2 separate regions of the Mus musculus genome follow, and region 1 is linked to region 2. Evidence: chromatin loops called from intact Hi-C (ENCODE). Cell type or tissue: heart. All regions are shown on one strand.

Evidence for each region. Hi-C counts contacts between places; a loop is a spot of excess contacts. Peaks named below come from ENCODE experiments on the same cell type or tissue, not always from the same donor. Only the 100,000 strongest peaks of a DNase experiment are listed, where the experiment ranks them.
Region 1: it touches region 2 in a loop (2.8-fold over the local background); 11 of 42 quality-filtered maps call a loop at or near these places.

Annotation. Positions count from the first base shown.
Region 1 is chr17:70,986,636-70,994,635 of GRCm38, reverse strand. It overlaps Myl12b (myosin, light chain 12B, regulatory), which reads left to right and starts at 4,120. Exons shown (of 4, transcript NM_023402.2): 1 at 4,120-4,163. Myl12a (myosin, light chain 12A, regulatory, non-sarcomeric) reads left to right here. Exons shown (of 4, transcript NM_026064.2): 4 at 1-843. The coding sequence ends at 24. In heart, a CTCF peak has its summit at 2,231 (motif pointing right); DNase peaks (open chromatin) are centred at 925, 1,755, 3,805 and 4,105; H3K4me3 peaks cover 2,893 bases; H3K27ac peaks cover 4,162 bases.
Region 2 is chr17:71,191,422-71,199,421 of GRCm38, reverse strand. The region is part of intron 1 of Lpin2 (lipin 2); the gene reads right to left. Among named protein-coding and RNA genes, the nearest start is that of Lpin2, 12 kb to the right of the region's middle. In heart, a CTCF peak has its summit at 3,181 (motif pointing right); no DNase peak of the experiment used is centred here; H3K4me3 peaks cover 459 bases.

The sequences.
Region 1 (8,000 bases), 200 kb after region 2:
GGCGCGAAAGACAAAGATGACTGAAGAGCTGCGGCGGCTTCCAGCCCATTGCTCCCGTTGCCATTGGGGTATTTCTGAGATTTTCTCCTGGAGCCCAATGCATGCCCTAGCTTTACTGCTTTTTGCCTTTCTTGTTTTATATTTATTCTCAGCCATTTTGGGCCACATGTACCTTATAATACTGGAAATGGGACCTTCTGTCATTGTGATGAGAAAGTAAGTTCATTTAACTTACAGGCAGTCTTGTCCCTTGTAATAACTGCAGCCCAGAATCAATATATTTTTTCAGAGAAAGTTATCCACTCAATTTTTTCTGATTTATAATTAAACTTTCTGATAAAATGCTTAGTTGTTTAGCGTTATTTGCCACTTGACTTTTAGTTTCACGTACGCCTTTCTCTCTAAGCACCGTGGGCCAAGTGAATGACAGTCCTGTCAGGGTTTGGTCCGACTGCTTCCAGTTGTGTTATTAAAGCAATCCTGGTTTTCTCTGCTCCTGTTCATTTCTCCCTCCAGGGAAATCAGATAAAGCCCGAGTTGGGGGCCCTAGACTTTGTCTTTCTTTTGGAAGATAGTTCCTGCAGAATTGTGACCCTGCATTAGCTCTGCCGCCAGCTGGACGGACCTGCTTTACCTCGTCCATGTAAACTTCCTGCCACCGAAACTAGCAGCCGCTGAGCACACTAAGTTTTCTGTGTTCTATTTTAAAGGTTCTTTGGAATGCTTTTAACAAAAAGGACAGATTTCGCTGTGTTTCCAGCTGTTGGAAATATAGTATTTTTTTTTGTATACAGTTTTTCCTTATTATAACAACCCCTATTAAAAGACCTGTTTGTTTATACAGAGATTCCTCCTAAGTCCATATGAGAATGTTAGACATTCCTGACCTACCCACAGTCAGAACAGCTGTGGCTGCATGCCTGGGAAAGTGAGGTCATTGTTTCAACCCTATAAATAACTTGGGTCATTTTTGATAACTGAGAACAGTTGTCATGTTAATCAGGGAGTGGAAAACACCGTTGTTCTGTTTTGTTTCTAATGTTTCAAAAAGTTCTAAGTGTAAAAAGGTTTGAACGGGGTGGCTTCCCCCCCCCCCCCTTCAAACTCTTATGCTATTGAAAGACTGTTCTTGAGGGAAACCATTACCTCATTTGATAAACAATTACGTAATGCCTTTGAGCAGCAGGAGGCTTTAACCCAATAATGCCAGTCCTGTAGAATGGGGGTTGGGTGGGGGCTATTAACTAGTAACACCTACTCTTCCTTCAAGACTAGAATCACAGAAATCTGTCCTAATTTCCTGCTTGAATTTCATTAGATTTTAAGCAAAATACTTTTTTTCAGCTTATCCACTCAGTGTTAGAGTTTTGTTGAATTTCCACTTTTACTGAAGGGGGAATTAAGAAAAAAACCATAAGTATGTTTTGCTAACAAATCTTATTTCTACTGTAGGAAAAGAAAAGTACTACTAAAATTCGCTCTTGCAGCATCCATTTCCATCCAGGCAACCCCCTAAATAGCAGTTAGGAACTGTGGGTGGTCAATCCTGGATGAATTAAGTCTCTTAATTTGCTAGTAGGATTCTCTATGCTTAGGTGTGGGTTTTGCTTAAGCAAGAATGGCTGCCATTAAAAAGCTCGAAGAAATCTCCTCCAGCAGTGGGCTTGAAAGCAGAACCGATCTCTGACGTTTCTGTCATGAGAAGGAACTCAGGGTTGGTCCTCCAGCTTCAAAGCCCCAGCAAAACACTACAGTGCGCAGCCACCCGCCTGTCTGCTTTACGGCAGCCTGCTCACCTGCTTTACGGTTGTTTATGTTGCCACTGGACTCCAGTGCCCAAAGGAAACCGCTTTCTACCAAATGTGAGGGGCTGAGACCAACAGGAAGTTTAGGAGTGGGTAGACACTGACTTAGAGAGCTTCAAGTACAGGCCTTGGAAAGTTATACACAAAGCTCGTTTTAGGAGGGACTAGGGAAGTATAGAGGAGCCTACTGGATTTGGAGTGCTCTGGCCTACTGGTGTTTTTTCCTCTTCCTCCCACTACCTCCCCTCCCCCAGGGCGCAGCCCTGGCTGTGCTGAGCCCTGAGCTGCTGCCACCCACCACCCAGCGAGACCTTTCTCAGCATTTCAAGTCCCAGTTTTGCTACAGCACGGCTTTAAAGCTACTTTTTTTTTTTTTTAATATATGTAAGTACACTGTAGCTGTCTTCAGACCAGAAGAGGGCGCCAGATCTCGTTGTGGATGGTTGTGAGCCACCATGTGGTTGCTGGGATTTGAACTCAGGACCTTCGGAAGAGCAGTTAGAGCTCTTAACCGCTGAGCCATCTCTCCAGTCCCCGAAGCTACTTATTCTTTGTTGACCTATTTATTCATTTATAAAATGAATTCATGCTGTTCATAATGGTCCCTTTATGATAAAAAGCAGCGTCTAGTCTATCTGGAGCTGGGTGTGGTTAACCAAACCCCACCTGGTACCCAAGTGGATCTGCGCCCGCCCTCATGTGGCCAGGTTGTTTTAAAATGTCATCTTCCTCATTTGAAATAGGAGCGCTTCCTTCGTTTGCTACAGAAATTGGAAATGTGGGAGAGGGGGGTGTTTATGTATGGAGCCGATTTGTGGTTCCCTGGAAAGAGGGGAAGCCTGGCCCTTACATGAGTGCTGGGACTTCAAACTTGAGTCCTCTTGTTTGCATAGCAAGTACTCTTAGCCACTGACCCACCTCCCTGTGCGCACTCTGGGTTTTTGAGAGGGACTTTTGCTGTGTTAAGTTTACCCGTTGGAATGCCAGGGTTAAAGGCCTGTGCCCACCACATCCTGCTCATTAACTGATTTTACATTGCCTAGGGTGAGGATCTAGGAAGTGGTGGTAGACTTATGTAACAAACCCTGAAAGTGCCATAACTTTATAAGAAACATAATTATTTAAGCAATGATTTTTGAGGACAAATAGGATCAAAGATACAGCATCAGTACCACCTGGCGCCTATTCTCCACCTCTGACCTACGCAATCCCAGACCCTGATTTTTTCAAGCGCATATTTAAAGCCACCCTCAATTTATTAGGATTATTATCTTATTTTACATTTTATCTACTAGTTTGGGGAGGAGGCTGCACATTCCCTGGTACCTGCATACGGGGCTCAAGGAACAAATTACAGGAATTGGTTGTTCTCTGTGGGCCCTGAGAAAATAACTCAGTCATGCGTGCTAACAGGCACTTTTACCTGCTGAGCCATCTTGCTGGCCCCTAAGTTGTATTTGTATTGTCTGGACTGCTGTGAAGTACACGGATACTCAGTGCTGGAGACCATAGTGTTCCTGCCTTGGAGGAATTTCTTTTGGAAGTGGGGTAGGAAGGGAGGTGGTTTTCTACGTGTAGCGTGGCTGTCCTGGAACTAAGCTCTGTAGACCAGGCTGGCCTTCAGCTCACAGAGATGCTGCCCCAGCCTTCTAAGTGCTGGAATCAAAGGTGTCGCCACCACCGTCTGACACGGAATTTCTGATCAGACTTCTAGAATATGACCTCCCGGCGGGGAGAAAGTAAAGGCCACTGGCTGGAGTGCAATTTCAAATAAGCGAGAACGTTTCTGGAGCCCACTGGAGAGTGCTCAGCCGCCGCCCTCTTCCGGATTACATTCCTTCTCTTGAGCATTGTTTATCTAAAACTCAGTTTAACCAGGCCAACTGCCCTCTGCTAAATCAGGCAACTTCGGGCTGCCCGCTGCAGGCGCCAGGGGACCCCCAAACCAGGGCGGCTCCCAGCCCACCCGGGTCAAATTCCAGCGCTGGCGCTCCGCCCTCGGCTCGGGAATGCGGAAGGGGCGCGGGACTTGCGCTGGGAGCCGGGGAGACCAGCAAGCCGGCGCGGCTGCGGCAGGAGGATGCCGTGCCAGTGAGCTGGGGAATATGTACTCGCGGCTACAGGGGCTGAGTTCGTCGGGTCGTGCAGCCAGGCTAGTTTCCGCCGCTGGCTGCCTGGGTCCTCCGGGTCTTCGAAACGCTTGCAGCAACCCCCTGCCACGGTTGGTCGCGCCGGGCTCGCCGGTGCTCCTTCCGCCCCGCCCCCGGGCCGGAAGTGCGGCGCCGCCACTGTCCCGCCCCAACCTCCGCTGGTCGCAGTCGCCGGTCGGATCCTCTCGGGTGTGCAGCATCAGGTCAGGTGAGTGGCTCTCGACCCCGCGGGGCATCTCCCGGGCCGCATCTGTCCCTAGTGCTGCGCAACCGCGCCTGGAGCCTGCGGGCGGCTGGACCATCGGCTGGTGGAGCGGAGGTGGCTCGGTTCGAGGCCCTACGCGGTTCCTGTGCTGGCGAACCCTGGCCGAACGAGGCCCCGGGACCGTGTGCACTGGGCCTGCGACATCCGATGACTGACACCTGGTGCCCGGCTGCCCGCACCTGCCGCGGCTGCAGGCTGCAGGCTGCAGGTCCAAGCTGTGTGTTAGCGCAACTGCGTGCATCTGTTCTAGACGCGTTGGGGGAGGAGAAGCCCGCTGGTGTATGGTTCCTGCCAGAGGAAACCAGGAACTGGTACTAGAGTTCCTGGTTAGCAAATGCTAAAATGGGCTGATTTGCATAAATCCTTACTGGGTCTTAGGTCTTGCAAAGATTTAGCTCATTGTTAGAGGACAATTCGAAGAAAGCTGGAAAGAATGGAGAACATATTGAGCCAGGGATCCAAGATGAACTGGTGGATCTCTGCTAGGAGGTACCGAGCAAAAAGCTCAAAAGATGAGCATCGTATTATGTGCACAAGAAGCGCGGGTGGTCAGCCGGAAGGGAGAAGAACAATAACTGAGTACTAGCTGGGAAAGAGGAAGGTAGTTAGGGTAGGGCTCTTGGATACACACGACCCCAGGCGAGACCCTATACAATAAAATAACGTAGTTAGTTAGCCAAGGTAGGCCTCTTTCTTTAGAGGTGTACTGAAAACTCGATGAGAAATGAAAAATTACGTAAGAGGATTTGGGGAGTCACCCACGACAAGGAAGTAACACGACAAAGGATGTTTAGGGAATCGGGTTGACAGCTTTTGTTCTAGAGATGGCTTGGCTGTAGTCCTGTGTGTTAGAGAAATATCACAGCATTTTCTCCTTCAATAAACCCTTAAGTGAGGTGATGTCATTTGCCTGGGAACATCACTTCAGGAATTCATATGATGCCACCAGGGTTTTTCTATCCACTTGCTCCTCACTCTGTCTCTCTGTCTCTGTTTCTCTCTCTGTCTCTCTCTGTCTCTCTCTCTCTCACACACACACACACACACACACACACACACACACAAAGGCACCTGTTCACTGAGCTGCAGCTTATGAAGGACAGATCCCTGGGTGATAATGGTTGGCCAAAGTTAGGAAAGCCAGGGATGGGACCGATATCCCCATTCCCCCAAGGTTGAATGATACAGTTGTGTAGGGATGGCTTTCATCTGCCCCGGTTACCAGCGTCTTTGATTCTTCTGTGACAAGTTTAACATGGCGGGCGAAGCAGGTTTCCCTTCCTCCCTCTGAAGTTCCCCTTACCTGGCACAAGCACAGGAGAAAAGGGTATCAGAACTCACTATGTGCAAAGGAGGAGGACAGGTAAACAAATGAGCCTCAAAGCTTGCTACCGCCGGGCGGTGGTGGCGCACACCTTTAATCCCAGCACTTGGGAGGCAGAGGCAGGCGGATTTCTGAGTTCGAGGCCAGCTTGGTCTACAAGTGAGTTCCAGGACAGCCAGGGCTATAGAGAAACCCTGTCTCGAAAAAACCAAACAAACAAACCAAAAAAAGACTACATGATGTTCAGAGGAATAAAGTGGCTTGAAAAACACGATATCCAGGACAGTCCCTTTGGGCTCTGGGTGTGGTGTCACCTCTGGACTTGTTTCCAGGCATTAGAGGGATGTAGCCGTAGCCTATTACATTCTTTACAGGCGTGCTCCCCATGGTCAGGTCCTTGGACTTTGGAAGAGAAAGCGAGGCCAGACAGACCTTAAAGACGCCTCTTGGTTGGTTCTGTGTCCTCAGCATGGCAGGCATCGTACTTCACATCAGCTCCAGGAACACAGCAGCCTTGCCAGTGGCTGAAGTTTTCATGGTCGGCCCTTGCAGCTGCTGATACGAAAGGCACAGGGCTGGAGGGACATGTCCCGAGGCTGGATTCCTTAGGTGTTGCTTCTGCCCCTTCCTAGTTTTTATCTAGGAAGGTTGGCATAGCAACAGCGCTCATGTTATAAGCTGTTGTGGGGATTAATTATTAATATGTGTGGCATGCTTACCGCCGTGCCTGGTCCACCTGCAGCCTGCTCCTGCGTTAATAAATGTTCCTCCCAGGTACTGAGCCAGGGGTAACCAACCAACTGGTGGGCTTTGTGAGGTGGTTGGGTGTGAGCAGATTCATGTGTAGATTCGGGGGGTGGGGGTTGGGGGGAAAGCCTTATTTTAGGGGTGCTCAAATCCAGCACCTTACCATGAACATTTGCGTATGCAGTATTGTTTGCGATGGGATAATTATATATATGTTGCTGCTTGCCAGGGCACCTGCCATGTGCAAGCAGTTTTCCTAGACTCTCATCCAAGTAGAAGGGCAAAAGGCTGTTAAAGGGTATTTGTAAATTATACGGCAGTATAATCATACTCATTAGTAGAAGAGGATAAAGAGCCAGGTGTACAGCACTGACTAACGTGTTTGAGGGCCTGGGCTTGATCCCCACACACTCAAAAACTTTTTTTTTTTTTAAAAAAGAGGCAGAAAGACCCTTGGGTCAGTCTCAAAGAAAAATTACATTTAAAAAAGTCAGGCAAGCCAGAGTGCAAGGATCAGAGGTGTGTGCCACCACACCTAGCCAATAAATTCCAGTCTTTAAAATCCAGAAATCCCCATGCAGTTTAGTCTTGCATGGTTGTCTTCATCTAAAGGGATCATGTCCAGCATACAGTCGTCCTTTGACTTAAAAGGAACTCAGACAAGAGAGGTCGTTGAATGAATGCTTGTAATCCTAGCACTTTGGAAGCTGAGGCAGGAGGTTCCTGAGTTTGAAGTCAGCCGGGGCTCTGTAGTACGACTTGGTCTCAAAAAAAAAGGAAGGAAAAGAAATTCAAGCAGGCTTTGCCAAGGAGGCTGAGGTACACAGCTGACTTCCGGGACTTTCTAGAATGATGTTAGCACTTAGTTGGTTGTTACATGGGCGTACACGGTGACACAAGTGATGACCTGAGGTAGGGAGTTAAGTGGCAGAGACACCAGAACACCTGTGAGGGAGAAGAGAGGACAGTCTCTGTGGTGAGTGTGAAAACACATGTATTCACCAATGTGAAGGAAAGTCATAAAAATTGTGTTTAGCTCTTTAAAAGAGAGATAATTGTGGAACCGTAAAAAAACAAAAAAAACAAAAAAACCCAAAAAACTATGTACGTAACATAAAACCAATTATATGTCATTAAGCATATGAGGTTAGTTTTGTGACTCATTTCAATTTGATTATGTTCGTAATTCCCTTTCTGATTGCTGCTTTCAAACTGGCCTCGCACCCAGTCCAGTGAGTCATCTTGTCCACGGTGATTACAGGAGAACCTGTGTGAAACTTCTAGATTCTGACAGACACCGGAAAAGACAAAATTGAATTTAAAAAAACCCTTAGTTTGGGTCCTGGAGCCAGTCCGTGCTTCCTGCCTTCGATGGCTCCTCCTGTGAATCTGCGCACACATCAAAACTCCCTCACTGCACACACACACACACACACCCGTGTCTCAGCTGCCACTGTAGTGTAGCTGGGCTAAAAGGAGAATCTTTCTGTAAAGATTTTCTTTTTAATTATCTGTGTATGGGGTGGGGTGTGTGTGAGAGAGAGGTATGAAATCCCAAGGAGTGGAGTTACAGGTGGTTATGATATTTCCCCACCTACCCTGAGCAGCCATCTTGGTCCTCTGCAAAATCAGTGAACATTCTTGACTAGCTGTCTCTGGCCACTAAACTTTGATTGCTTTAAGACTCCTTTGCCCACGGAACCAGTCCC
Region 2 (8,000 bases):
AAAAGACAACCTAAGAATATAAGAAAATATTTTTAAATCATCTTTGATGAGAGTTTAATATCCAGACTATATAAAGAATTACAAGTCATCAAAAGGACATGTTATTTATGGCTGAGGAGATAGCTTAGCAAGTTAAGGAGCACGTGGTCAAACCTGGCAACTAGAGTTTGATTCCCAGAACTCATGGAAAAAGAACTAACTCCTCAAAGCTGACTCTGGCCTGCATGCATCAATGTCCTCCCCTGAGAAAATAAAGAAAGGAAATTAAAGTGTGGGCAAAGGGTCTGAACAAACCTTTAAAGAAGGTATACCAACAGCCAGTGAGGAGATGAGAAGATTCACCCGTGAAATACAAGTCAAACCACAGTGACCCTGTCACGCCACTGCCCACTACAACTACCATAACTTTTTGAAGACAAGTACCAGCAGGGTAGAAAAACTTTGTGCACTCTTAATGGGAATGCAAAATTGTGAAGCCACTGTGGAAATTGTCTGGCAGTTATTCAGAAATCTAAACAGTGAGTGACTATAAAATCCTGTCATTCCATATTCAGGTATGTACATGAAAACTTGAAGAGACTCAAACTGATGCTTGTAAGTAAAATTGTTCATGGAAGCATTGCTCAGAATACTGAATGAGTTAGTTGGAAAACTCACAATGTTCCATTAGTAGATGGAGAAAAATGTAGAACATATAAAAAGATGTATATTCTCTAGCTATAAAAACAAATGAGGTTCTGACATATGCTAGCCAGTCCCTGAAGCATGCTTAAAAAAAAAAAAAAAAAAAAAAAAAAACAAAGCATACATAAAAGGGCATCATATGATTTCAGTAAAAACAAAAACAAAACTAAAAACCTAGAAAAGGCACATTAATAAGTCAGACTAGAGCTGGGTGTGGATACACATGTCTGCAGTCCCAGCCACTCAAGAAGGTAAGGTAGGAGGAGAGCCAGGACTGAAGACTAGCCTTGGCCTACAAAGGAATGTGAAAGATCACGCACAGACTGCGTTAGGACGAGGGCTAGGGAGCTACTGCTTAATACTGAGCTACTGCTTTACTGAGCGCACGTCACAGACGCAGGTGCCTGTGAAGGCCAGAAGAGGTCATTAGATCCATGTGGAGCTAGAGTTACAGGGAGCTGTGAACCCTCACCCTCACCCCACTATGGAAATCAAGCGCCTGTCCTCTGCAAGAGCAATAAAGTGCTCTTAACGCAACCATCTCTCCAGCCCTTATCAGGCTTCTAAGGATCTATTATGTAGCCTGGGAGAAAACAGTTAAATGGTAGTTTATGATAATCACATTTTTCAAAGCCTAACCAAGTGCTGGGATGTGTCTTCTATCCAGTGTCCTCGTTGACAGACAGCATAATGTGTATGTATACTCACACAACTACAATGTCTTGTGGCCAAAGCTTTCCTAGAGCCCCTCTTTAACTTATAGATTCTAAGAATGAATGTGGTATGTGTGCTACGTGTGCACTTGCATAGTCACGTGTGTAAAGATGGAGGTCAGAGGACACTCTGTGGTCCTTGCCTTCCACCTTGTTTGTCACAGAGTCTCTGTTGTCAGCTGCTGCATGGACCAGCTAATGGGGACAGGAGCAATTCTCCTGTCTCAGCCTCCCATATTGCCATAGAAGCACTGGATTCAGACAACTGATAATGTGTCTAGCTGTACGTGGTTCTAGAGATTCAAACTCGGGTGCTGTGCTTTCAGGATGAACATTTTTCTCACTGAGTCACTGCCCCCAGCCCAAGAACCTCTGATTCTAAGTTAACTACTATTTGTGAAACAAGAACATTCAGGTGTAGAAAAATTTTCAATTATTCCTCAGACAAAGTAGTTAAAATATGCTTTATCAGTCAGGGTTTTCTAAAGGAACAAAATTTATAGAATGAATCTATATATCTATATATATCTATATATATATCTATATATATATCTATATCTATATCTATATCTATATATCTATATATATATATGAAGAGGATTTATTATAATGGCTTACAGGTTATGCTCCAGGTAATACAACAAAGGCTATTTACCAACAAAAGGCTAAGAGTCCAGTAGCTGTTCAGTCCACAAGGCTGGATGGCTCAGATGGTCTTCAGTATATGCCAGAATTCCAGAGAAGTAGACTCTAAAGCCATCAAAGGAGGGAGAGGCAGGTAGAAAGAATAAGCTTTCTTCTTCCAAGTCCTTACATTATAGACTGCCAGCAGAAGGTGTGGCCCACATTAAAAGTGGATGTTCTCACCTCCAAAAGTCTGGATTATGGGTGGGTCTTCCCTCATAAGAAGATCCGGATTAAAAGTGGGTCTGGCTACTTCAGATAACTTCATTAAGAAAAACCATCCCTCATTGCTATACCCAGCTGCTTGGGTTTTAGTTAATTCTAGATGTAGTCAAGGTTGACAACCAAGAAAAGCCACCACATGCATGTAGTAAAGCCAAAAGCTCAGTCTGGCTTTACTACATACATGACAACAGTCCTTAAAGTAGCACAGGATGTACACACATGCACATCTATCCCTCCAAGATCTGAATATGGAAATACAATGTCCACTAACCAAATACTTCCTCTTACAGGCCAGGAACCATGCCATCCTCTAACTCTGCTCCCTGCACTCTAGAAAGACTGCAACATTAGAACATTTGGAACATAAGCTGGCTTTCTCTCTTTGCAGACTTCTATCTAAGTTTTTAAACATAGATTCAATTTGCCCAAGAGAATTGGTGGTTAGCATCAGTCAGATTGCCTCATACCATGCCCTGTGATGCACAAAGAAACAGCTGGAGAACAGCAGAGCAGTGAGGTGTGTGTGTGGGGGGGGGGGTGTCAGCGGCCAGACCACAGGAATGCTGATTGGCTTTCTAGCTTTTTTTTTTTTTTTTTTTTTTTTTGGTTTTTCAAGAGAGGGTTTCTCTGTGGCCCTGGCTGTCCTGGAACTCACTCGATAGACCAGGCTGGCCTCGAACTCAGAAATTCACCTGCCTCTGCCTCCCAAGTGCTGGGATTAAAGGTGTGTGCCACCACGCCCGGCCTGGCTTTCTAACTTTTGATATATTTTTAAGTCTGGATTTTCCAGTCTTAGCATACTTCATTTGGGGTCAGATAAATCTTTGGGAATAAAAAGACACTCAGCGTCCCTGGCCTTCAACCACTAGATGTCAGCAGCACCCTCTCTTAAACTGTAACAATTAAAAACAAAACAAAACAAAACAAAACAAAACAAAAATTCTGTTTACTTTTGAAAGTCTGCTGGCAGCAAACCTGCCCCCAGGTGGTAATCACCATCATTCTTCATTTGTGTATTTAGTTAGTCCTCTTTGTTTTGATGGTTGGTTAGGTCTGAGACAGGTTTTCATTTTTCAGCCTTGGCAAAATTCACTAGGTAGCCTACCTAGGCTGGCCTCAAACTAATGATGTTCCTTCCGGTCTACCCAGTGCTGGGTTTACAGCTATAAGCCCTCATGAGCAACACAAGAACCACCAAGTTACACGAATGGCATTTCCCTTATTTGTGACTGACGGGTTTGCTAGGTTCTTAGAAATGTTGGCAGTGGGCCAGCAGGTCCGTAAGCTGCGTCTAACATCATACATAGCGCTCTCACTTGCTATGATAAGAACCTGCAGCACATAACCATTCTTAGTTTCAGCTTGACCTGGGGCAGGAACACCTATCAGGTAGGACTGTGGTTAGGACTCCATGAGGTGGTGCCCAAAAACTACTTAAAGACAAAAACTATGCCACGCACAGTCCATGCTTAATCAGTAACTGTCAGTTGGGTCACTGCCACGAAGGTGGTCACTATTTAGAGAGGGACACAGGAAAATACAAATGACTCCATCTAAATTCTCACTGCCATCAACAGTGCTTTAAGTCTTTTTAGCCTTGCGAATCCTTTTCCCTTTCTGAGGAGCTCAACCAACTGAATGCCACTCTTCAGTCCATTGCTCAACAAGTTAGGTCTAATTCACAGTCTAGCTACAATCAGGCAGGACAAGACAGAAATGGGTCAGAAGAGCCTACAGCCATATGAAACAGCTGTAAAGGTGAAGCTAACAGCCTGAGCTCTCCCAGGCCTGTGCTCAGGCAGGTAGGAGCACTTCCCCACGGTGTGCAACACTTTCTAATTACACTCACATCTCTGCAAAATCACACATGAAGGCTATGTGTGAGTCACCTCTTAAGGCCCTGATAATCAACATATCACCACCTAGCACATTATCAGTTCCTCTTTCCTACCCATGAATTCTTTCTTATTTATTTTTATTATTTTTAACAGGTACTTGTGGAGGCCAGAGGCATTTGGGTTCCTCTACAGATGGAGTTACAGGTCTTTGTAAGCCATATCTGTCATGAATACTGGGAACCCAATGTGGCTCTGAAAAGGGAGCCATCTAGCTTCTAAGAGTGCTCTTTCAATAGTCACAACACTCATAAGCCAAAAACTTAGTTCATTTCTCTTATATACATGACTCATCATCAGATAGTGCAGTGAGTAACTTTTTAAACTATTTGTAAAACCTTAATCTACCACCGTGAAGGGTGAAAAATACCTCTAACGCTAAAAGATTTACTGGGAGAGGTGTTTTCCAGTATGACAGAATAATTGAAATGTATATAAATGTATATATTACATGGGCAAAAAAGGAGCTAAATGTGTCAGGTTACACACACACACACACACACACACACACACCCCACAACAGTCTTTGTACCTTTGGTTGTGTTCTCAATCATTCTCCTTCATAGCTACATTTTCATTAGTAGAGCCAACAGTTTCCTTCCACTACTCATATAATAAAGGGTAATACTAAAAACTACTAAAATTATAATTAGGTAACAGGTGAGGCTGACATTAACAGTGTTACATGCCATCTGTAATGGCTATCGATACTCCATTTTCAACAGGCAGAGAAGATGCAGAAAGAACTGATACTTTTACACCCTAGAACAGCATTTTCCCACATACAGCTTCACACACATATCCACAAACAGAACAACGCCCCTACACCAACTATTTCTTGGTTCTCCCAAAGGCCTTCTCTCAGCCACCAAAATCTCTGTACCTGCTATTAACTCCAAGGCTCATTGCCAACTTTTGCATAGCAGGTGTCAGCGGCAATACTTCATGCCTATGCACATTTCACTTTTGGAGGCTTGTATTTCTCTAAACCTAACTTAAATGCAAAGGAACACAATTGAGGTCAAAACTACAGCATTCCCCTTTGAGACAGTATCATAATGCCTACCCACTGAGCCAGTCATCCCTCAGTGTGCTATGATAAAATCTAAATGTTAGGGAAATGAGGGAGGGAGGTGTGGAGAGAGGAAAGTAAGAGGGGGTGGGGTGGGACGGGGCAGAGGTTACTTTAACATGTAGGAACAGAGAAAGACCAGAATAAGAAAACTAAGGAGAACTCCAGGAAACTTGCCAACTGAAAAATGGAGTTTAAAGACCCTAGGAAGCATCAGAATGGGCTACCCTGTAAGAAACCAGACTAATTCTGTTGCACTAGGCCCCACCATTGGATTCTTTGTTCTTGCCAACCTCTGAATTACTTTAGAAAACAAATAAGAATGAAGCACGCTAAACTATTAAACATCTGAGAAATTTTAGTGGTTACACAAGACTGAACAAAAACTTCCAGTTATAATCTGAGAATTACTTCCTAAGGACTTTCTGATCTTCAGTGAAAATTGCAGACAGTGCCTCAAGGCACTTTTTAAAATATTACTGTAACTATACACCCTGCTAAGCCACACAATGACACAATGTTTCCACACCCTTCACTGGGGATGGAGACAGGAAATCTAAGCTCTGGTTCTGGTTCTTCAGAATGGGTCCTTAGCTCAGTTTTTAAAAAAATTTTTAATAAAATATTCAAAATAAAATGCTATTGCCAGGTATGGTGGCACATGGCCTGTAACCCCAGCGTTTAGAAAGCAGAGGCAGGCAGAGCTCTGAGTTTTAGGATAGCAAGGGCTACACAGAGAGACCATACCCCACCTCCAAAAACAAGTGGGCCCTATTCCAAGATAAAAGGGTCCTTACATTAAACAGGGGATTTGGAATGGATTCATACACAAAAGAAGGTGAAGACAAAGAAAACAAAACAGCCCTTGCAGACAGCCTTGATCTTAGCTTGAGTCAATTCTGAGGCAATGAATTCCTATTGTTCACGCTACCTAAGCCCACAGTGTGTCATAATGCCCTCACAAACTATACACATACACAGGATTACATCATAACCAACAGTAGCAGAGGCTATCTATGAATCTATTCCAATGCAAGCAAATAACCTGAACTTATCAACTGGAATGAGATACTTATTTTTCATATAAAATTCCAAATGCATGATACTGTACTCTCAAAAATGACATGGGTAATTCCCACCCTTTAGATATTAGCTAGGAGAGTAATTTCTAGAAGACATAAACTAGGGCCAGCAGGATGGTGGGGGATGGAAGGTAGGGACCAGAGAATTGGGATGGGGTGAGGCTTTCATACCCAGCACAGCAGCAAAAACACGGGAGACAGACCCTGCCTTAACAATGTGTAAATAAAGAACCAATTCCTGGAGAGTTGTCTTCTGACCTCCACACACTCACTGCGATACATCCTCCTCAGTAAATAAGTAAATAAGTAAATAAATAAATAATATATAGGGCCCAGAGAGCTGGCTCAGCAGTTAAGAGCATTTGTTGCTCTTGCAAAGGACCTAGGTTCAGTTCCCAGCACCACATGGTATCTCACAATCACCCATAACTCCAGTTCCAGGGAATCCAACACTCTCTTCTGACTTCCACAGGTACCAGGCACACATATGATGCATTCACATACACACAGAGAAAGCATGCATACACATCAATATTTTTTATTAAATTTATTTATTCACTTTACAGCCCATTATCAGCCCTTCCTTTCCTCCCAGTGCCCCCTCATGTAAGTCCTTCCCCAATTCCCCTTAGAAAGGGAAGCCCCCCTCTGGCTGCCAACCCCCCTCCCCCACACACACACTACCATCCCCCCCTTACGACCCCCCTACAAACTTCTTATACATAGAAAAAAATACAAATTAGGTTGTCAGTAGAGAAAAATCTGAAACACACAACCTCAAACTGCTGTTGATCAAGGCCATGACCACCATGAGTCACAAGGTACTTTACCCTCTGTGGTCTTCCTTAGTCATAACCCAGTCTTATCATGAGAAAGCAATAAGGAAAACTTACAGTGAGGCATCCCACAGAATACTGACTAGTTCTCTAAAAGCTGGTGAGGTCTTGGACATAGTGGCATCCCCCAGTCCTCATCTCAAGAGCTATAACAATAAACTGAAACCATGGAAGTCCTTGAAAGGCCATACCAGAACGACCGAAGGGTCCACCAATGACAATCCTAACAGACAAAATGCCAAGAGCCTCTGGAATCCCCTACAGACAGGACCACAGCAAGCAAGACAGAAACATTCCCACTCAGAGGAACAGAGCCCAGCGCCAGCCAGCCACCTCCTCAACTTCACAAGAACAGAGGCCCCGATGAGTCTCTGGTGCTCTCGCGCCCTCTGGCCTGCAGACTCTGGTAACACACCTTCCTTCTCAGGTGTGAGGGACAAAACAAGGCCAGGAGTGAGGCCGGTATTTCCCAGGTGAGAAAGGCACTTCAGTAAGAGAAGGCAAAGTTAGAAGATGAAGATTTAAGAGATGGAGGAGGAGAGAAAGAACCACAAATAAAGAAAAAAAACCCCAGTAAATGCCGCAAAGGTAACAATTCCAGATAAGCAGGAAATTGAGTAAAGAATGAGGACAAGGGACCCAACGGGAGAGAGACTCAGATACTCAGAACAGGACGCAGACCCCACTGACAGTCAGGCAATGTGAGCCTGGAGTCACGCAAAGTCAGCACACCACTGTTCACTACAAAGAAAACAAAATGTATAGGAAAAGTAAAATCACCGCACATGTGTAATTCTGCACACTATCTA